Regions from separate parts of the Homo sapiens genome. Here region 1 is linked to region 2. A link is a loop called in an ENCODE intact Hi-C map of the cell type or tissue named here. Cell type or tissue: CD14-positive monocyte. All regions are shown on one strand. Links, peaks and the distances in the headings refer to the core of each region. The heading gives the core; the rest is flanking DNA. Region 1 overlaps NAA25 (N-alpha-acetyltransferase 25, NatB auxiliary subunit). Region 2 overlaps TRAFD1 (TRAF-type zinc finger domain containing 1).

What was found. Peaks named below come from ENCODE experiments on the same cell type or tissue, not always from the same donor. Only the 100,000 strongest peaks of a DNase experiment are listed, where the experiment ranks them.
Region 1: it touches region 2 in a loop (2.0-fold over the local background); 17 of 110 quality-filtered maps call a loop at or near these places.

The regions. Positions count from the first base shown.
Region 1 is chr12:112,091,043-112,102,640 of GRCh38, forward strand. It overlaps NAA25 (N-alpha-acetyltransferase 25, NatB auxiliary subunit), which reads right to left. Exons shown (of 24, transcript NM_024953.4): 2 at 2,009-2,094. Among named protein-coding and RNA genes, the nearest start is that of NAA25, 12 kb to the right of the region's middle. RefSeq lists an enhancer at 11,590-11,598. In CD14-positive monocyte, for the core only: no CTCF peak of the experiment used is centred there; a DNase peak (open chromatin) is centred at 5,769; H3K27ac peaks cover 1,897 bases.
Region 2 is chr12:112,134,101-112,145,698 of GRCh38, forward strand. It overlaps TRAFD1 (TRAF-type zinc finger domain containing 1), which reads left to right. Exons shown (of 12, transcript NM_006700.3): 3 at 638-773; 4 at 913-966; 5 at 6,719-7,124; 6 at 7,989-8,195; 7 at 11,486-11,562. Among named protein-coding and RNA genes, the nearest start is that of TRAFD1, 14 kb to the left of the region's middle. In CD14-positive monocyte, for the core only: no CTCF peak of the experiment used is centred there; a DNase peak (open chromatin) is centred at 6,851; H3K4me3 peaks cover 1,435 bases; H3K27ac peaks cover 2,311 bases.

The sequences.
Region 1 (11,598 bases), core at 1,361-9,360, 44 kb before region 2:
ACATCACTTGAGCCCAGGAGTTCAAGACCAGCCTGGGCAACGTGGTGAGACTCCATCTCTACAAAAAATAATAAAAAATTAGCTGGGTATGGTGGTGTGCACCCAGCTACTTGACAGGTTGAGATGGGAGGACTCCTCGAGCCCGGGAGGTTGATCACGTCACAGCACTCCAGCGTGGGTGACAGAAGGAGATCCTGTCTCGAAAAAAAAAAAAAAAGTGAACAATAGGACTGGCATGGTGCACTCATGCGTATAACACTTTGGGAGACTAAGGCAGGAGGATCACTTGAGCCCAGAACTTTGAGACCAGCCTAGGCAACACAGTGAGACCTCATCTCTAGAAAAAATTTGAAGGAAAAAAATAGGCCAGGTGCAATGGCTCACGAATGTAACCCCAGCACTTTGGAAGGCCGAGGCGGGAGGATTGCTTGAGCCCACAAATTCAAGACTAGCCTAGGTAGGCAACGTGGTGAGATCCCATTTTTACAAAAAGTTTAAATATTAGCCAGGTGTGGTGGTGCACATCTGTGGTCCCAGCTACTCGAGAGGCTGAGGTAGGAGGATCGCTTGAGTCCGGGGGGTCAAAGCTGCAGTGAGCTGTGATCATGCCTAGGCAACTGCAGTCCAGCCTAGGCAACAGGGTGAGAGAGACCTTATCTCCAAAAAAAAAAAAAGCCAGGCATGGTGGTACACCCTGTAGTCCCAGCTATGCAGGAGGCTGAGATGAGAGGATCATTTGAGCCTAGAAGGCCAAGGCTGTAGTGAGTCATGATTGTGCTATTGCACTCCAGGCTGGGTGATAGAGACCTTGTCTCAAAAAAAGAAGTGCACAATATTGCTTAAAAGGATTCTGTGAAAATAAATTAGGTAAGTAATATGCAAAGAAATAAACAGCTAGCTTTTACTGAAATATCACAGCCAGGCACAGTGGCTCACGCCTATAATCCCAGCACTTTGGGAGGCCAAGGCAGGCGGATCAGGAGGTCAGGAGATTGAGACCATCCTGGCTAACACGGTGAAACCCCGTCTCTACTAAAAATACAAAAAAATTAGCCGGGCGTGGTAGGACGCGCCTGTAGTCCCAGCTACTCAGGAGGCTGAGGCAGGAGAATTGCTTGAACCCAGGAGGCAGAGGTTGCAGTGAGCCAATATCGTGCCACTGCACTCTAGCCTGGGCAACACAGCAAGACTCCATCTCAAAAAAGAAAAAAAAAACGAAAAAAGAAATACCACTTGTGGCATGTAAGTGACTATGGAAATAACTGACCTATAAAGTACCGAGAAAAAAACACAAATAGTCAGTTGGGCGCAGTAGCTCATGCCTGTAACCCCAGCACTCTGGGAGGCTGAGGCAGGAGGATCACCTGAGGTCGGGAGTTTGAGACCAGCCCGACCAACATGGGGAAACCCCATCTCTACTAAAAAATATACAAAATTAGCTGGGTGTGGTGGCGCATGCCTGTAATCTCAACTACGCAGGAGGCTAAAGCAGGAGAATCACTTGAATCTGGGAGGCAGAGGTTGCAGTACCTGAGATCAAGCCACTGCACTCCAGCCTGGGCAACAAGAGTGAAACTCCATCTCAAAAACAAAAGACACTAATAGTCACTAAAGAGATTTAACATCCTTTCTCCCCCCCCTTTTTTTTTTTTTGAGACGGAGTCTCACTCTGTCACCTGGGCTAGAGTGCAATGGTGCGATCTCCGCTCACTGCAACCTCCACCTCCTGGGTTCAAGTGATTCTGCTGCCTCAGCCTACTGAGTAGCTGGGATTACAGGCGCACGCCACCATGCCAGGCTAATTTTTGTATTTTTAGTAGAGACAGGGTTTCACCATGTTGGTCAGGCTGGTCTCAAACTCCTGACATCGTGATCCGCTTGCCTCGGCCTCCCAAAGTACTGGGATTACAGGCTTGAGCCACCATGCCCGGCCCTCCTTTCTCTTTAAGGTAAGGAATTACAAATATAACCCGCCACAGGTAAGTAACTGAAGGGCAAATGAAGTTACCTTAGCACAATGAAGATCCTTATGTTTCTTCAACAGTTTATCTGCTTGCTGAATTGCCATTTTATTATTACCATTGTCAAGATAATCTATGAAAAAACAAATTATGTGACAGTTATTATATTCCTTCAATAACAAATATAAAAAATGCACCAACTGGTATGAGATATTTTGGAAAATATCTTAATTTGCTATATAAAACATCATGGAGGCCGGGCGTGGTGGCTTACACCTGTAATCCCAGCACTCTGGGAGCCCGAGGCAGATGGATCACTTGAGGCCAGGAGTTCGAGACCAGCCTGGGCAACATGGATAAACCCCAACTCTACTAAAACTACAAAAATTAGCCAGGCAGTGGTGATGCACACCTGTAGCCCCAGGTACTCGGGAGGCTGAGGCACGAGAATCGCTTGAACCTGGGAGGCAGAGGTTGCAGTGACCTGAGATCATGCCACTGCACTCCAGCCTGGGCAAAACAGTGACACCCTGCCTCAGAAAAAAGTAATAACACAAAATAATAATAATAAAACAAAATAATAAAAACATCATGGGCACAGTCCAGTGGCTCACACCTGTAATCCCAGTACTTTGGGAGGCCAAGGTGGGTGAATCACTTGAGCCCAGGAATTCGAGACCAGCTCTGACAACTTAGTGAGACCCTGTCTCTAGAAGAAATATAAAAATTAGCCAGGCATGTTGCCATGCACCTGTAATCCCAGCTACTCAGGAGGCTGAGGTGGGGTGATCATTTGAGCCTGGGAAGTTGAGGCTACAGTGTGAGCCACGGTCGTGCCACTGCACTCCAGTTTGGGCAACTGAGTGAGACCCTGATTCAAAAAAACTTTTTTTTTTAATTTAAAAATTTTTTTCAACAAATAAAAACATTATGGATCTAATTTTAACTATAAATGGCTAGGACGGTCAAGAATACAAACTTATCCCAGCACTTTGGGAGGCTGAGGTGGGTGGATCACGAAGTCAGGAGATCGAGACCATCCTGGCTAACATGGTGGAAAACCTGTCTCTACTAAAAAATACAAAAAATTAGCCAGGCGTGGTGGTGGGCTCCTGCAGTCCCAGCTACTGGGGAGGCTGAGACAGGAGAATGGCGTGAACCCAGGAGGCGGAGCTTACAGTGAGCCAAGATGGCGCCACTGCACTCCAGCCTAGGCGACAGAGGGAGACTCTGTCTCAAAAAAAAAAAAAAAAAAAAAAGAATACAAACTTACGTCCCTATAGTCATCTCTCATCTACAAGTAATATAATCACACTATGTAGTCCTTAGTGAAGATTCAAGACTATACATATTTAGATGAGATGACATTAATATTTTTATCCATGGATAAGTAATGAGTTTAGTCACCAAAATCTTAAAATCTTTTAAAAATTAAAATAAAAACCAAAAAAGAAACCTTTCTAGTATTCAGGCCTCAAATCTACCAAGTGGACTATGTTCCTTCAATGAAATATATTTAATGAGTACTGACTTTGCCACAGAGTTAAGTCTAATTTGCTGAAGAAAAAAATAAGAGAAAGTTTTACCCATAAGATTGGGAGGTAGGGAATGAATTTCAATAATAGCAGGAGTAGGCAAGGATGTAGGGAAAATAGTACTTTTTTGTGTGTGTGTGAGACAGGGTCTTGCTCAGTCGCCCAAGTTGGAGTGCAATGGCACAATCTTGACTCACTGCAACCTCTGCCTCCTGAGTTCAAGCAATTCTCCTGCCTCAGCCTCCCGAGTAGCTGGGATTACAGGTGTGCACCACCATGCCCAGCTAAATTTGGTATTTTTACTAGAGATGAGGTTTCACTATGTTGGCCAGGCTAGTCTCGAACTCCTGACCTCAAGTGATCTGCCCGCCTCAGCCTCCCAAAGTGAAGGGAGTACATGTGTGAAAGGAGTGTGCCACCATGCCCAGCTGATACATTTCAAGTTTTAAGGAATATGGAGACCCACCATAAAATTGTGTTAGGCTGAGTGTGGTGGCTCATGCCTGCAATCCCAGCACTTAGGAAGGCTGAAGCGGGAGGATAACTTGAGGCCAGAAGTACAAGACCAGCCCAGGCAACACAGCAAGACACCATCTCTAGAAAAAATTTAAAAATTTGGCCAGGCGCGGTGGTTCACACCTGTAATCCCAGCACTTTGGGAGGCCGAGGCGGGCGGATCACGAGGTCAGGAGATTGAGACCATCCTGGCTAACACGGTGAAACCCCATCTCTACTAAAAATACAAAAAATTAGCCGGGCATGGTGGCGGGTGCCTGTAGTCCCAGCTACTCGTGAGGCTGAGGCAGGAGAATGGCGTGAACCCAGGAGGTGGGGCTTGCAGTGAGCTGAGATCGCGCCACTGCACTCCAGCCTGAGTGACAGAGTGAGACTCCGTCTAAAAAAAAAAAGAATTAAAAAAATTTGTCAGGTACGGTGGCGCATGCCTATAGTCCCAGCTACTTGGGAGGTCTGCTTGAGCTTGGGAGGTAGAGGCTGCAGTGAGCTATGATTGCACTACTGCACTCCAGCCTGGGTGGCAGAGCAAGACCTTGTCTCAAAAAAAAAACAAAAACAAACAAACAAAAAAAAAAAAACAAGAAATGAACTATCAAGCACAAAAGACAGAGAGAAAGAAAAAAAAAGACATGGAGGAAGCCTTATATTCATATTGCTAAGGGAAAAAAACCCAATCTGAAAAGGCTATATACTATATAACTCCTACATGGCATTCTGGAAAAGGTGAAAAACTATACAGATAGTAAAATCATCAGTGGTTGACAGAGGATGGAGGTTGGGATGGATAGGTGGAGCACAGGGGATTTTTAGGGCACTGAAACATTCTATATAATACTGTAATGGTGGATATAGGTCTTCATACATTTGTCAAACCCAGAGAATACACAACACAAAGAATGAAGCCTAAACTATTTACGGATTTTAATTAACAATTATGTATCATGTTGGCTCAGCAATGGTAACAAACGTATATGAATCCAAGTTGTTAATAATAAGGGAAACCATGGGGATGGGGAGAGGGAGTATTTGGGAACTCTGTACTTTCTACTCATTTTTCTGTAAACCATAAAGCAGTTTTATGCTCTAAAAACAGTCTATTAATTCTTTTAAAAAGTCTAACAAAAGCAAAGATTCATTTCTAGAGAAGAAAAATGAGAAGTGTTATAAATGGGAAAACAGTACAGTAGCTGTCAATTCTAAATATACAATGATGACTGAACACAGGCCAGTTCACAATCCTCTACCACTACCAGGTTCCTCTTTGCTCATCAAAGTTCCCTATCAGCAAAGGCACAGACAACTTAAAATAATCTATGACCCTGGTGGCTCAGAGTGTCCCACAGAACAGAAATAAACTTTCATTTTACTATACTAAATTTTTCTGCAATTAACACTTAACTAAAACTTAGTCTCATGAATGCATGAGTTCAATGCACTTAATGCACTTAATATTGATGAGCACCAATAATGCTAGGTAAAAAGATAAGAAGCCTTACTCTGTAGGAAATCACAATTTAGAGAGGAAGGCCAAAGACCTAATATTCTGGAGAGGCATTGGAGAATCACAGATATCTAAAAGCACATAATCTTGGCCTAAATACCTAAACATCTAATACCAGTTTTCTTAAATCCTTAGCTGAACTGACAGGCCATCATTTGTCCTTATAAACTATCTGACAAAGATAAACCAGCTCAATAAACGACACCCTCTCTTCCTCATAACTTGATGCTGATCTCATTCTGAGTCAGTTCTAAGTCATTGCTGACTCAGTGGTCCTGCAAGGTTCCAGGTTCATAGAACCTATCTTGAAGCCTTCTCAAAGGGTAAACATCTTTGATGAGACCCATCTCTGAAGGTCTGCCCATAAATGGATCAGACCAGAGGTTAGGACTATAAGGGTATTTTTCCCTTCCCCTCTGTAGTTGACGAGGTTCTGATATAATGTACCTACTTGCCCATGCCCTCTTGTCTGGAAATGGTTTCCAGTGCCCCTGCTGAAGGGGTAGGACTAGATGACCATGTCTAGACCATGTAACTGCAGCCCACCCCAGGTTGGACATTTGATCCAAGCTGGGTAAATCAGGTTTCTTCCTGGTACTCTCTAACTATAAAACTGAAAGCCAGAGTCAGTAAGTTACAAGGAACCTCAGGTGGAAAATCTTAAAAATTTTAAGTCTGAGTTTACCAGTGGCAGCTCCAGAATTTCTATTTTGAAGGCACTTTCGGGGATGCAAGTTGATTGATGTGCAGCAAAGAAAAAGAGTTGTCTCGGCCAGGCGTGGTGGCTCACGGCTGTAATCCCAGCACTTTGGGAAGCTGAGGCGGGTGGATCATGAGGTCAGGAGATCGAGACCATCCTGGCTAACACGGTGAAAGCCCATCTCTACTAAAAATACAAAAAATTAGCCGGGCGTGGTGGCGGGCGCCTGTAGTCCCAGCTACTCGGGAGGCTGAGGTAGGAGAATGGCGTGAACCCTGGAGGCGGAGGTTTCAGTAAGCCAAGATTGCGCCACTGCACTCCAGCCTGGGAGACAGAGCGAGACTCCGTCTCAAAAAAAAAAAAAAAAAAAGAGTTGTCTCTTGACTCTTTATTCACACAGCATTTATATAAAAATGAAAAATGTCAATTACCTTTATTGGAAAATCTAGAGAAATTAAGCTTACGGGTGAGGCTAATGAACCCTCCCTTCTCCAGCCACAGCTTGGTGTGGCTACAAAAGTCAACATGTTGGGTTCTGGGTAAGTTGATGAGTAAGCAGGAAAAAACATTATGAAGAACCGAGCAGACCCGGCGGCTCATGCCTGTAATTCCAGCACTTTGGGAGGCAGAGGCAGACAGATCCCTTGAGGTCAGGAGTTCAAGACCAGCCTGGCCAACACGGTGAAACCCCGTCTCTACCAAAAAAAGTACAAAAATTAGCTGGGCTTGGTGGCGCACGCCTGTAATCCCAGCTACTTGGGAGGCTGAGGCCTAAGAATCACTTGAACCCGGGAGGCGGAGGTTGCAATGAGCTGAGATTGTGCCACTGCACTCCAGCCTGGCAACAGAGCAAGACTCCATCTCAAAAAAAAAAAAAAAAAAAAAACCAAGCAGAGAAATGAATAGACACAGAGAAAAGCAGAGATGAGCAACTGAAAAAGAAGCTTCAGGTCCTGACAACTTTCTCATTTCCATCAGGTCCTGGGGCACTACACTCTTGCCTTGGCTCCCACAAGGATTTACAGTAACCGTCTTTACTTGCGCTGGTATCAAAGAGATTGTTTCTTCACCTGAAAGAGTTTAAAACACTTTACCACATTCAGCCAGGTATCAGGCTCCCATTTCCTGGACCTAGGAGAGTGTGATTAATTAGCTGCTAAGTCTCTTGGGAAAGTTTATTTTCATTTTACATTACTAAATCTGTAATATAAGTTAAGTAGTCCTTGGAGAAAACAAGCCAATAAAAACGATATCCTAAATCTGTCTTCTTAGTAAGTCTTTTTAAAAAGCTACTCAAGGGGAATTGTAGTTTGGCCATGAGGAATGGTGCTGTTCCCTTAATAACAGGAGTCAGCCAAAATCAGCCATCCACAGATCAGGCAATGGAAACAATAAGATGTATTGGTTAAAGCAGTATTTTCCAAAGCACGGGTGAGTGCCATTCCAAATGAAATGTTTTTAGTCCTTGCAGACAGCCCTAGATAATACTCACAGTGAAAAAGTCAATCTCTTTCTTTCTTTTTTTTGAGACTCGCTCTGTTGCCCAGGCTAGAGTGCAGTTGCGCGATCCCAGCTCACTGCAACCTCCGCCTCCAAGGTTCAACTGGGATTGTGCTAAGATTACAGGCGTGAGCCACCACGCCTGGCCCTAATCTCTTTTCTAATACTTCCTTTACATTAAGGAGAAAGTGTCAGTTTGGTGCTAGCCTACTATTTCTCTAAAAATTGCTAGTATCTTTTTTTTTTTTTGGAGACAGAGTCTCACTCTGTCGCCAGGCTGGAGTGCAGTGGCATGATCTCGATTCACTGCAACCTCCACCTCCTAGATTAAAGCAATTCTCCTGCCTCAGCCTCCTGAGTAGCTGGGACTACAGGTGCGCACCACCACACCCAGCTAATTTTTTTTGTACTTTTAGTAGAGACGGGGTTTCACCATGTTGGCCAGGATGGTCTCAATCTCTTGACCTCGTGATCCGTCTGCCTCGGTCTCCCAAAGTGCTGGGATTATAGGCATGAGCTGTCGCACTCGGCCTTTTTTTTTTTCCAGAAGGAAGGAATAGGTCCTGAAGTTTCACAAGTATCAGAATCTGGTTAATAACATTGTTTAGTTTTCATTGTACTTTACTTTTACAGTTTTATTTTCCTACAGCAAGTGATACAAGTTTTCCACTCATAGCAATAATATAATTATAAAATAAATTTAATTTTAAAAGTCACCTTGGAGAAAAATATTAACTGATAGCACAGATAATACTATAATGCAGCTAAAATAATGAGATTAGGTAAAAGAACGATAGAAATTTGGGAAGAACTGGGATAAATCATTGGCAAGACACTATCAAAATTTGTTGAATGAACGCACAAGCTGCACTCCTGAGGTAACACTTCCCAAAGAAGCTACTAGTCCTTGGAGATGCAGGCAGCAGCAGGCCTGGACACATGCAGGCCTGCTGTCCACATGCCCTGGAGAAGAGGTCCTGGGATTTGTTCATCCAATCTTACTGAGGGATGGATACTGACAGTAGGAAAAGTATCAATTTTGCAAATAAAAAGGAAAGTTTTTCATCTGCATGTTCTTGCAGCTGCCATGAATGGTCTCCTTAGCAGCTGAAATAGTATGCTCAGTTTCCACTTCCTACAAGAATTTCAGAGACTATTAAAGATATTGCCACAACTTATAAAAACGCTAAATAGAAGAGAGCTCCATCTTTAAACACAATATCCTTTACTTAAAAATTCTAAAAGTTGGAGAATAGGAGCCTTGCTTTTACCATGAATACAAATTACAGAAGACACATTCCTTCACTCAGCAAGCCTTTGTTAAATACCTACCATGTGCAAGATTGCAAGGGACAAGGATGAACCTAAAAATGAATAATGCCTCCTAACTGACCGACCCATTCTACATTTGCCTCCTATTTATTTATGACAGAGTCTTGCTCTGTCACCAGGCTGGAGTGCAGTGGCACGATCTCGGCTCACTGCAACCTCTGCCTCCCAGGTTCAAGTGATTCTCCTGCCTCAGCCTCCTGAGCAGCTGGGACTACAGGCTCGTACCACCAGGCCTGGCTAATTTTTTTGTATTTTAGTAGAGACAGGGTTTCACCATGTTGGCCAGGATGGTCTCGATCTCCTGACCTCGTGATCCTCCTGCCTCAGCCTCCCAAAGTGCTGGGATTACAGGCGTGAGCCACCACACCTGGCCTTGCTTCCCTTTTAGTTTAAAGGTTTATTTCCCACACAGTATTCAGAGCTATCTTTTTTACATGCACACCTTATCACTCTACTCCTCTGGTTAAATCCTTTTAATGTCATCCACTGTCCTTTTCTTTCTTTTCACAGGTATTGATTCCATTGTCTTTTTTTTTTTTTTTTTTTTTTTGAGATGGAGTCTTGCTCTGTTGCCCAGGCTGGAGTGCAGTGGCTCGATCTTGGCTCGCTGCATGCTCCGCCTCCCGGGCTCACGCCATTCTCCTACCTCAGCCTCCGGAGTAGCTGGGACTACAGGCGCCCGCCATCACGCCCGGAGAATTTTTTGTATTTTTAGTGGAGACGGGGTTTCACCGTGTTACCAGGATAGTCTCGATCTCCTGACCTCGTCATCCACCTGCCTTGGCCTCCCAAAGTGCTGGGATTACAGGCGTGAGCCACCACACCCGGCCTGATTCCACTGTCTTTAAAACAAATTTCAATATCCTTAAAATGGATTACAAAGCTGAGTCGCTGCCCACCCCAGCCTCATCTCACTTCCTCACTCATTTCTTCATTCCAACTGCACAAGCCTTTGCTTACATCCTCAAGTGGACCAAGCTCCTTTTCTCAGGGTCTTCACCACCCTCTCCCCATCTCTTTGCCTAACCCTGGTTCTCTTTTCATGTCCAAAGTAAAACATCATTTCCACAGGAAACCTTTTCTTGACCTGACCCCAACAGTCCAAATGCCCCTATTGTATGCTCTCATGGCAAACTGTCCTATTCCTTCAAATCCCTTAACATAACTGTAATGGTGATGTGTACTGTCATTTCAAGGAGATAAGCTCCTTGAAAGCAGAAACTATGTCTGTGCTGTTTAGTACTCATTTCCTGCATCTATATTGTGCCTAACACATATCAGGCCCTCAATAAATGTTGAATGAAGGAATGCATAAATGAACAAATTGTATGGGGGAAAAAAGGGCAGTCTGCTAGAAAAATGAAAGATATATATATAAGATAATACAGGCCGGGTGCGGTGGCTCATGCCTGTAATCCCAACAGTTTGGGAGGCCGAGGAAGGTGGATTGCTTGAGGTCAGGAGTTCAAGACCTGCCTGACCAACATGGTGAAATCCCATCTCTACTAACAATACAAAAATTAGCCAGGTGTGGTGGCAGGTGCTTGTAATCCCAGCTACTTGGGAGGCTGAGGCAGGAGAATCACTTGAATCCAGGAGGCGGAGGTTGCAGCGAGTGGAGATCACGCCATTGCACTCCAGCCCAGGTGACAGAGTGAGACTGCATCTTAAAAAATCTATCAAAAAAAAAAGATAATACAAAGTGATCACAACAGGAAGTTCAAAGAACCAGTGATTAGTGATGGCTACCAGCTATTAAATTTTTTCCAAATCTTTTCAACTTTTTTTTTTTTTTTTGAGACAGAGTCTAGCTTTGTCACCCAGGCTGCAGTACAGTGGTGCAATCCCGGCTCACTGCATCCTCCACCTCCTGGGTTCAAGCTATTCTCCTGCCTCAGCCTCCCGAGTAGCTAGGATTACAGGCGTGCATCACCATGCCCAGCTAATTTTTTTGTATTTTTAGTAGAGATGGGTTTTCACCACGTTGGCCAGGCTGGTCTGAAACTCCTGGACTCAAGTGATCCACCCAGGAGGCGGAGGTTGCAGCAAGCTGAGATCGCACCATTGCACTCCAGCCTGGGCGACAAGAGTGAAACTCCATCTCAAAAAAATAAAATAAAATAAAAATTTAAAAAACTAGCCAGGCATGGTGGCATGTGCCTGCAGTGCCAGCTACTCCAGAGGCTGAGGCGGGAGGATCACTTGAGCTCAGGAGGTCGAAGCTGCAGTGAGCCATGTTCACATCACTGCACTGCAGCCTGGACAACACAGCAAGACCTTGTCTCCAAAAACAGAAAAAAAAAAAGAAATGTACTAATCTCTTCATCTTGCCCTATGTTTCAACAACTACCCTCTAATCTATGTATTCATCTAAGAATATTTTTGTGCACTAAAACCTTCATTTTCAGTTTAAAAGTCTAGGTCAGGGTTTTTTGTTGTTGTTGTTTGTTTGAATTATTCAGCTAAGACAGCAGAATAGTTTTTTGTTTATTTGTTTTGACATAGAATCTTGCTCTGTTGCCCAGGCTGGAGTACAGTGGCACAATCTCAGCT
Region 2 (11,598 bases), core at 2,396-10,395:
CCCGGGTTCAAGCGATTCTCCTGCCTCAGCCTCCTGAGTAGCTGAGATTACAGGCATGTGCCGCCACACCTGGCTAATTTTGTATTTTTAGTAGAGACGGGGTTTCACCATGTTGGCCAGGCTGATCTCGAACTCCTGACCTCAGGTGATCTGCCCGCCTCAGCCTCTCAAAGTGCTGGGATTACAGGCGTGAGCCACGGCGCCCGGCCAGTTTTTTTTTTTTTTTTTTATAGCAACCTCTGCCTCCTGGGTTCAAGCGATTCTCCTGCCTCAGCCTCCCGAGTAGCTGGGATTACAGGTGCCCGCCATCACGCCTGGCTAATTTTTATATTTTTAGTAGAGATGGGGTTTCACCATGTTGGCCAGGTTGGTCTCGAACGCCTGACCTCAGGTGATCCGCCTGCCTCGGCTTCCCAAAGTGCTGAGATTACAGGCATGAGCCACCGCGCCTGGCCAGGATTTAGTTCTTGAAAAGCAGGAATGGTAATAGTCATGAGTTTGTAGGCTAGGTATTCACTAAAGATAAATAATGGAGACTAAAGATTGGACAGGACAGATTTCCATGTGATGCCACTGTGCAAGAAAAGGCATAGATTAGTCAGTAATGCTTGCCTTTTTCTTTGGTCTATTTCCGTAGCAAAAAAGAAATTCCTGTGTTTAACTTTACCATCCATGAGATCCACTGTCAAAGGAACATTGGTATGTGTCCTACCTGTAAGGAACCATTTCCCAAATCTGACATGGAGACTCACATGGCTGCAGAACACTGTCAGGTGAGCCACCAAGTACTCAAATGTTTATACATGTGTTATACTTGCTGTTGTTCGTAAATGTATTCTGTTTGCTATTGTGCAATAGCAAATGAGCATATTGTCCCAAAGCCAATTTACTGATTCTCACTTCTTACTCTAGGTGACCTGCAAATGTAACAAGAAGTTGGAGAAGAGGCTGTTAAAGAAGCATGAGGTTAGTCCATGGAGTGAGTTACCGTGGGCCCAGTCCTGCTGAGATTACAGACCCACATGCAGAGCAGGAAGCCAGTCTGGTTGAGTGTTAGTTCTCCGTGAGCTCACATGCATACTGTTTCTCAAAGCCTGTTTGAGGCCTTGACTATGTAACTGCTGCCAGATTCGGCTACCTGGCTGTTGGAACTCACTTGTGTATGTTGAGACTCGCGAAGTATCTCCCTTTGGAACTGAGTCTATTATTTCTGTTGGGGTTTGGTTATTGGCAGCCTCACTGAATATGAAGCCAGCCCTAGAGTTGCCAGTATGGGATAACCTCTTTAGCACACAGCCTGCCTTACAAGCTGTCATTTCATTTAAAATTCTTTTTTGTTTGTTTGTTTTTTGAGACGGAGTCTTGTTCTGTTGCCCAGGCTGGAGTGCAGTGGTGTGATCTCGGCTTACTGCAACCTCTGCCTCCCAGGTTCAAGCAATTCTCCTGCCTCGGCCTCCTGAGTAGCTGGGATTATAGGCGCCCACCACCACTCCCAGCTAATTATTAGTAGAGACGGGATTTCACCATGTTGGCCTGACCTTGTGATCTGCCTGTCTTCAGCCTCCCAAAGTGCTGGGATTACAGGCGTGAGCCACCACATCTGGCTTCATTTTAAAATCTTGAACACCTGGATAACATGCTATTTAACCTAAGAAATTCCTCAGCATTTGGTGAGAGAGAATAGAGTATCATTTGCTCGCTAGTTGAGATAAAACTGGCCAAAGGTTTTTTTTTTTTTTTTTTTAAATACAGACAGGGTCGGCTGGGCATGGTGGCTCATGCCTGTAATCCCAGCACTTTGAGAGGCAGAGGTGGGCAGATCACTTGAGGTCAGAGTTTGAGACCAGCCTGGCCAACATGGTGAAACCCTGTCTCTGTTAAAAATACAACAATTAGCTGGGCGTGGAGGTGTGTGCTACTTGGGAGGCTGAGGCACGAGAATCGCTTGAATCCGGAAGGCAGAGGTTGCAGTGAGCCGAGATCGCGCCACTGCACTCCAGCCTGGATGACAGGGTGAGACTACATCTCAAAAAAAAAAAACCCAAAAAATAGAGACAGGTGTTGTCTCTATTGCTGTGTTGCACAGGTTGGTCTTGAACTCCTGGGCTCAAGTGGTCCTCCTGCCTCAGCCTCCCAAAGTGCTAGGATTACAGGCATGAGCCACTGTACTCAGCCCAAAGTTTTTTTTTTTTTTTTGAGATGGAATCTTGTTCCCGTCTTGCAGGCTGGAGTGCGGTGGTGCAGTCTTGGCTCACTGTAACCTCCACCTCCCAGGTTCAAGCGATTCTCCTTCCTCAGCCTCCTGAGTAGCTGGGGTTATAGGCGTGCTCTACCATGCCTGGCTAATTTTTTTTGTATTTTTAGTAGAGACAGGATTTTGCCATGTTGGCCAGGGTGATCTTGAACTCCTGACCTCAGGTGATCCACCCACCTTGGCCCCTCAAGGTGCTAGGATTAAAGGCGTGAGCCACCATGCCCGGTCATTTTTCTTTTTTTTAATTAAAAACCTTTTTTAAGAGACACAGTCTCACTCTGTCACCCAGGCTAGCATGCAATGGCATGATCATAACTCACTGCAGCCTCGAATTCTTGGGCTCAAATGATCTACCTGCATAGGTGGTACTACAGGTATAGGCCTCTATGCCTGACTAATTTTATTTATTTTTGTTTTTCATAGAGTTGGGGTCTTGTTATGTTGCCCAGGCTAGTCTCGAACTCTTGGCCTCAAGTGATCCTCCCTTCTTGGCTTTCCCAAATGTCGAGATTACAGGCGTGAGCTATGGCATCTGGCCAAAACTGGCCAACGTTGAATGAGTATGTTAATTCACCAATTTAAAAATCCAGCCGGGCGTGATGGCTGATGCCTGTAATCCCAGCACTTTGGGAGGCTGAGGTGGGTGGATCACAGGGTCAGGAGTTCGAGACCAGCCTGGCCAATATGGTGAAACCCCGTCTCTACTAAAAATACAAAAATTAGCTGGGCGTGGATACGCACGTCTGAAATCCCAGCTACTCAGAAGGCTGAGGCAGGAGAATTGCTTGAACCTGGGAGGTGGAGGTTGCAGTGAGCCGAGATCGTGCCATTGCACTCCAGCCTGGGTGACAGGGTGAGACTCCATCTAAAACAAACAAAAAAAAACTGGCTCACCTTGTTTTCAAGTGTTGACATAAACAGTCAAAAGCACCACTCAGTCTTTTATAATGCAAGTGAAATCAGTGCTGTGCCCCTTCAAGGAACCACGTGACAGTTTGTTCAGTTGAGCACAAGTTCCTTGCAGGAACAGTTGCTGGCAGAAGGGCTGTGTCTACAGCCCATGTGGAACCAAGGACAGTTTTCCCATTCAGTAGGGAGCATCCCTCAGCCTTGATCTTCATTTCTTGGCTGGGCGCAGTGGCTCACGCCTGTAATCCCAGCACTTTGGGAGGCTGAGGCGGGCGGATCACGAGGTCAGAAGATTGAGACCATCCTGGCTAATACGGTGAAACCCCGTCTCTACTAAAAATACATAAAATTAGCTGGGCGTGGTGGCGGGCGCCTATAGTCCCAGCTACTTGGGAGGCTGAGGCAGGAGAATGGCGTGAACCCGGGAGGCGGAGCTTGCAGTAAGCCGAGGTTGCGCTACTGCACTTCAGTCAGGGCGACAGAGCGAGACTCCGTCTAAAAAAATAAATAAATAAAAATAAATAAATAAAAATCCAAACAGCTGTTTATATGGTAGTTATAGAAGAGTGGATATACATATGTAAAAATTCACCAAGGTATATACTTAAAGATTTGTGCATTTCATTCTGTGTGCCTCAAACTGTAACAACTTGATTTTATTAATTTATAATTAAATTACCCTTAAAGGTAATTCACAGCGGGCTACAGTGACTCATGCCTGTATCCTAGCACTTTGGGAGGCCAAGGCGAGAGCATTGCTTAAACCAAAGAGTTCAAGACCAGTCTAGGCAATATCGTGAGACCCCTATCTCTACAAAAAACTAAAAAATTAGCTGGGAATGGTGGTCCGTTCCTGTAGTCCCAATTGCTCGAGGGGCTGAGGTACGATATTGTTTGAGCCTGGAGGTTGAGGCTGCAGTGAGCCCTGTTTGTGCCACTGCATTCCAGCCTAGGCGACAAAGTAAGACCCTGTTTCAAAAAAATAAAAATAAAAATAAAAAGGTAGGCCAGGCGCAATGACTCAGCCTGTAATCCCAGCACTTTTGGAGGCAGAGGAGGGCGGGTCACTTGAGGTCAGAAGTTCAAGACCAGCCTGGTCAACATGGTGAAACCCCATCTCTACTAAAAATACAGAAATTAGCCAGGCATGGTGCCGCATGCCTGTAATTCCAGCTACTCGGGAGGCTGAGGCAGGATAATTGCTTGAACCTGTGAGGCAGAGGTTGCAGTGAGCCAAGATCACACCACTGCACTCCAGCCTGGGCAACAGAGTGAGACTGTCTCAAAAAAAAACAAAAACAAAAACAAAAAATGCTGGGCGTGGTGGCTCACGCCTGTAATCCCAGCACTTCGGGAGGCTGAGGCAGGCAGATCACATGAGGTCAAGAGTTCAAGACCAGACTGGCCAAAGTGGTGAAACCCCATCTCTACTAAAAATACAAAAATTAGCCAGGTGTGGTGGTAGGCTCCTGTAATCCCAGCTACTTGGGAGGCTGAGGCAGGAGAATTGCTTGAACCCAGGAGGCAGAGGTTGCACTGAGTCGAAATCATGCCATTGTACTCCAGCCTGGGCAACAGAAGCGAACTCCGTCTCAAAAAAAAAAAAAAAAAAATTAAACTAAAGTTCTATTCTAAATGCTACTCCAACATTTTCAGCACTGTTTGTATATACATGAACTACCTCTTGCAGGAAACACAATAAATTGATAAAAAGGCCTTAGGTAGCAGAGGAACAGGGGAGAAGAGACATGATTTTTACATATATCCTTTTTGGGCTTTAAAATTGTATACCAGCTGTGCACAGTGGCTCACGCCTGTAATCCCAGCACTTTGGAAGGCCAAGGTAGGAGGACTGCTTGAGCCTAGGAGTTTTGAGATCAACCTGGGCAACATAAGGAGACCCTTGTCTCTACAAAATAAAAAATAAAACAAAAAACCTAGCTAGGCATGATGGCATATACCTGTGGTCCCAGCTACTTGGGAGGCTGAGGTGGGAGGATTGCTTGAGCCCAGGAGGTCAAGGCTGCGGTAAGCCATGATCGTACCACTGCACTCCAGCCTGGGTGACACTGAGATCCTGTCTCAAAAAAAAGAAAAGAAAAATTAAAATTAAAAAATAAAATTTGATACCATGTAGATATAATGCCAATTCAGAAAGTTTTTTTTCAAAAGCTTTTTTTTTTTGTTTTCCACTCTGTCACCTAGGCTGGAGTGCAGTGGTGTTATCCCAGCTCACTGCAACCTCCACCTCCCGGGTTCAAGCAATTCTCCTGCCTCAGCCTCCCGAGTAGCTGGGAGTACAGGTGAATGCCACCACACCCTGCTAATTTTTGTATTTTTGGTAGAGTGGGGTTTCACCATGTTGGTCAGGCTGGTCTTGAACTCCTAACTTCAGGTGATCTGCCTGCCTTGGCCTCCCAAAGTGCTGGGATTACAGGCGTGGGCCATTGCCCAGGTCCCAAAGTTCTTTTATTAGATAAATAACACGGATTTGCTAGGAGTAGTGGCTCATACCATTTGAGGATGGGAGTTTGAGACCAACTTGGCTAACGTGGTGAAACCCCTTCGGTGCTAAAAATACAAAAAAATTAGCTGGGTGTGGTGGCACGCACCTGTGGTCCCAAGCAACTCAGGAAGCTGAGGCACAAGGATTGCTTGAACCCGAGAGGTGAAGGTTGTAGTGAGCTGAGATTGCACCATGCACTCCATGCACACCACTCTGTCGCTGGGCGACAGCAAGACTTTCTCAAAAAATAATAATAATAAATGAAAAATAAAGCCTGTGCTAAATACAAATATGAAGGTTAGAGAAACCTGTGTCTTTCTAAAGTGCAGTTTCTTTTCCTCATTATTAGGTACTTAAGACTGAATTGGAGGCCGGGCGTGGTGGCTCAAGCCTGTAATCCCAGCACTTTGGGAGGCTGAGGCGGGCGGATCACAAGGTCAGAAGTTCAAGACCAGCCTGGCCAACATAGTGAAACCCCGTCTCTACTAAAAATACAAAAAATTAAGTGGGTGTGGTGGTGTGTGCCTGAAATCCCAGCTACTCAGGAGGCTGAGGCAGGAGAATCGTGTGAACCTGGGAGGCAGAGGTCGCAATGAGCCAAGATTGCGCCATTGCACTCCAGCCTGGGCGACAGTGCGAGACACTGTCTCAAAAAAAAAAAAAAAAAAAGACTGAATTGGAATAGTTGGTAGGGGACAGGGACATTGGAGCTTTGACAAACATCTGACTTGCTATGATTCTTGTTATTTGCTCCTGGGCTTCTCTGGCTGGTTTTAGATTACTAAGTAATGTGTGCACAAAACAATATGATAGTTAGGGTGGCTGAGTAGTGGGCTCCCTCTAATATTTTATTTTCCTTTATAGAACATTGTGGCAGGAACAAAAGGGGAAGCTGTGACTCTTAAATAATTAAATACATTAAAAAAGGGTAGGAGAATCAAGGGTTGGAAGAGAAGATTGCAGTAGATACTCTTGGCTTTCCTTGCCCTATACTAAAACACACCTCTCCTAGATATGCATATTAACTGCCTCATTCCTCTGTTTTGTAGGAGACTGAGTGCCCTTTGCGGCTTGCTGTCTGCCAGCACTGTGATTTAGAACTTTCCATTCTCAAACTGAAGGAACATGAAGATTATTGTGGTGCCCGGACGGAACTATGTGGCAACTGTGGTCGCAATGTCCTTGTGAAAGATCTGAAGACTCACCCTGAAGTTTGTGGGAGAGAGGGGGAGGAAAAGAGAAATGAGGTTGCCATACCTCCTAATGCATATGATGAATCTTGGGGTCAGGATGGAATCTGGATTGCATCCCAACTCCTCAGACAAATTGAGGCTCTGGACCCACCCATGAGGCTGCCGCGAAGGCCCCTGAGAGCCTTTGAATCAGATGTTTTCCACAATAGAACTACCAACCAAAGGAACATTACAGCCCAGGTTTCAATTCAGAATAATCTGTGTGAGTTGTGCTTGGGATTAGGGAACTAGAATGGTATCAAAATCCCAAGGCAAATGGGAACAGGGCTTTGGGGCCAGATAGATCTTGATTATAGAAACCCGACTGTAGCTGAGTAACACTGGGAAGAATACCTCTCTTTCCTATAAAATGGAAATAACCTCCATTGGATTATAGTTAGGGTTCATAATGGTGAGTATGATGACAGTGTTGTAAATAGCCAACACTTATACAGATTGAGTATCCCTTATCCAAAATACTTGGGGCCAGAAGTGGTTTGGCTTTTGAAGTATTTGCATTATATATACTGGATGAGCATCTCAAATCTGAGAATCTGAAATCCAAAATGTTCCAGTGAGCATTTTCTTTGAGAGCCATATTGATGCCCAAAAAGTTTCAAATTTTGGATTTTTGGATTGGTATGCTCAACCTGTATCTTATTTCCCTTAGGCATTTGCAAAGTGCTTTATACGTATTAACTCATTTAATTCTCTCATTATTTGAAGGTAGGTAAATTTGAAGGTAGAACTGAGATTTGAATTCAGATAATCTGACCTCGTGCTTTAAACCATTCTACTGTAATTCAGAAAATAAGTATAAAATGTTTAGCACAGTGCCTGTCTCATAATTATGGCTCAGTAATATTGCTTAATAATACAGTTAGAATAATAATGGAGCCTTTTCACAGGGCAGACTTTAATGTTCAAAGCTAGGAGACCCAGAGGGTGAAGAGAGCTAGTTGAACATGGTCATTTTTATTCCTTCCCGGATGCCTGTAAACCTTGACTATTTGCTAGGCATGGACTTGAGTTGAGGGTGGTAACATTTCTAATGTATCCTGAATGTTGGTTGGTTTTTTTTTTTCAGTTGAAGAACAAGAGAGGCAGGAAAGGAATAGAGGCCAACAGCCCCCCAAAGAGGGTGGTGAAGAGAGTGCAAACTTGGACTTCATGTTGGCCCTAAGTCTGCAAAATGAAGGCCAAGCCTCCAGTGTGGCAGAGCAGGACTTCTGGAGGGCCGTATGTGAGGCCGACCAGTCTCATGGCGGTCCCAGGTCTCTCAGTGACATAAAGGGTAGGCTTGCTTATTCTGCACTAGCCTCTTTCTCTACAGTTTTTGTAAGTCTTAGGTTATACAATTCTTATACAATTGAAAGATTTTAATGAAATAGAATTTGCCTTACTCTTTTTTGTTTCTTTTTTCTTTTCTTTTTTGGGACAGTCTCGCCCTGTCACCCAGGCTGGAGTGCAATGTAATGATCTCGGCTCACTGCAACCTCTGCCTTCTGGGTTCAAGTGATTCTCGTGCCTCTGCCTCCCAAGTAGCTGGGATTACAGGTGAATGCTTGAACCCAGGAGGCAGAGGTTGCAGTCAGCTGAGATTGTGCCACTGCACTCCAGCCTGGTGACAGAGTGACACCTTGTCTCAAAAAAAAAAGGCTCTAAAGGACATTATTGTACAAGTAGAGAACTTACATTAAAGTTGCTGAGAGTGACATCCGTATTGTTTACATAGGAGAAAGCAGTGCCCTTGTTCTTCAAAGGCACATGATGAAGTACTTAGGAATAAAATGTTATGTGTTCAAACTTATTCTCAAATAGTTCAGGGGAAAAATACATAAAAGTAATGTGAGGAAATATTAAGCTTTGTGAATATAGATGAGGAGTATATGGGTATTTGCTATACTATTCTGAACATTTTTTTTTTTTTTTGGAGATGGAGTTTTGCTCTTGTTGCCCAGGTTGGAGTGCAATGGCACGATCTCGGCTCACTGCAACCTCTGCCTCCTGGGCTCAAGTGATTCTCCTGCCTCAACCTCCTGAGTAGCTGGGATTACAGGCATGTGCCATCACGCCTGGCTAATTTTTTTTTTTTTGAGACAGAGTCTTCCTCTGTTGCCCAGGCTGGAGTGCAGTGGCACGATCTCGGCTCACTGCAACCTCCGCCTCCCGGGTTCACGCCATTCACCTGCCTCAGTCTCCCGAGTAGCTGGGACTACAGGCGCCCACCACTACACCCGGCCAATTTTTTGTATTTTTAGTAAAGACGGGGTTTCACTGTATTAGCCAGGATTGTCTCGATCTCCTGACCTCGTGATCCGCCTGCCTCGGCCTCCCAAAGTGCTGGGATTACAGGCGTGAGCTACTGCGCCCAGCCATGCCCGGCTAATTTTTTGTATTATTAGTAGAGACGGGGTTTCGCCATGTTGGCCAGGCTGGTCTCAAACTCTTGATGTCAGGTGATCCACCTGCCTCAGCCTCCCAAAGTGCTGGGATTATAGGTGTGAGCCACTGCGCCCAGCCATTCTGGGTAATTTCTTATCGGTCTTCTAGTTCACTGATTTTTCTCCGTAGTTATTTCTAATCTGTTGTTTAATGTGTCCCTTAAGATTTTCACTTAGTGATTATATATTTCATTTTGAGTTCTGTTTGATCCTTTTCCTCATTGTACCTCCTAATTTTTAAAATAATCTTTTGTTCCATAGTCATATTACAGTTCCCGCTTTGGTTTTTTTTTTTTTTTTTTTTTGAGGCAGGATCTTGCTCTGTCACCGAGGCTGGAGTGCAGTGGTGTGATCGCGGCTCACTGCAGCCTCCGCCCCCAGGCCTCAAGTGATCCTCCCACTTCAGTCTCCGATGTAGCTGGGACCACAGGCATGCACCACTACCTTTTTTTTTGTATTTTTAGTAGAGATGGTTCCTTACCATGTTGCCCAGGCTAGTCTCGAACTCCTGAACTCAAGCAATCTGCCCCACCTCGGCCTCCCAAAGGATTGGGATTACAGGCATTAGCCACTGCGCCCAGCATAGTTCCCTCTTTAACATGTCTTTAAACATGTTAAATATACTTATTTTTCTTTTGTGTCCAAAAATAGCAAAAACTGTTTCTTTGCTATGTTGTTTCTGCGTCTCCTGTTCATGGAGGCTTGCTACGTGTGTGTGTGAACACCAAGTTTTCTAGCATGTTCCTCTGAGAATTTATAAATGCTTCTGGCAGGCACATAGAGATACTACCATTAGGGGTAACTTTAAGCTTTTGGCCTGGACTTTTTTTTTTTTTTTTCTTGAGACAGAGTCTCCCTCTGTTGCCCAGGCTGGAGTGCCATGGCGCGATCTTGGCTCATTGCAACCTCCGCCTCTGGGGTTCAAGTGATTTCTCCTGCCTCAGCCTCCAGGGTAGCTGGGATTACAGGCTTGTACCACCATGCCCGCCTAATTTTTGTATTTTTAGTAGAGACAGGGTTTTACCGTGTCGCTCAGGTTGGTCTGGAACTCCTGACCTCAGGTAATCCACCCACCTTGGCCTCCCAAAGTGCTGGGATTATAGGTGTGAGACACCATGCCCGGCTGGCTTGGACTTTTAAAAAGCATAAACGTAGCTGAGCATCATGTCTCATTCCTGTAATCCCAACACTTTGGGAGGCTGAGACGGGAGGTTCATTTGAGCCAAGGAGTTCAAGACCATCCTGGGCAACAGAGTCAGACTTCATTTCTACACAATATAAACAAAAACTAGCTAGGCATGGTGGCACACACCTGTAGTCTCAGCTACTGGGTAGGCTGAGGTGGGAGGATCTCTTGAGCCTGGGAGATCAAGGCTGCAGTGAACCAAGATTGCACAACTGCACTCCAATCTAGGCAACAGAAAAAAAATCACAAATGCGAATTTATGTAAAAATAGAAACATAAAAAACAGAAGCACAGACTGTGACCCCAAACCTATGTAAGGGGCCAAGCTCTAGTTACTCTACTTGGTAGAGACTTTTCTTTTACCCAGAACTAAAATCTAGATGGGTAGAAGGGTAAATTTCCCTACATCCCGCCATTGTTCACCCTCCCATTTGTTTAGCAGTTTTCCTGAGGATGTTGTGTCTGGGAATCTTGGGTTTAAAATGTATCGATTTGTTCACTTCAGTTACTTTTAGGCAGCATTTTTTGGTACTGGGAGGAGTATTCAGGATATTGTTTGCCAGTTTATCCGTAAAATAAGGATAATGTAGGATCTACTTCGTAAGTTTTTTCTGAGGATTGAAATAGTGTGTGGAAAACACTTAAGATTATTGCCTATGGTTATTACACATTTAAATCGCTTCCTTAGAGTAGTGAGTAGCAGGTAAACTACTGCTATACTGCTACTCAGGAAATTGGGGTCAAGTACATTTCTTGTTTTGTCATGGAAGTTTTGGCCTAGAGTTTATCTCTTGGATGGGTTCCCTCTGAGAATATACAGCCCCACAAATTGCTATCTATAAGAAACATTAAAGAAAGCCAAACTTCTATATAAGACCCCATAAAGAGGATAAAAAGTTAAATTCAAGTTTGTTTTTGTTCATCCTGAGTCTCATTGTGTGGCCTAATACCTAGGTGCAGCTGACGAGATCATGTTGCCTTGTGAATTTTGTGAGGAGCTCTACCCAGAGGAACTGCTGATTGACCATCAGGTGTGTTATGAATTACTTGAGGACTTTTAGTAGGAT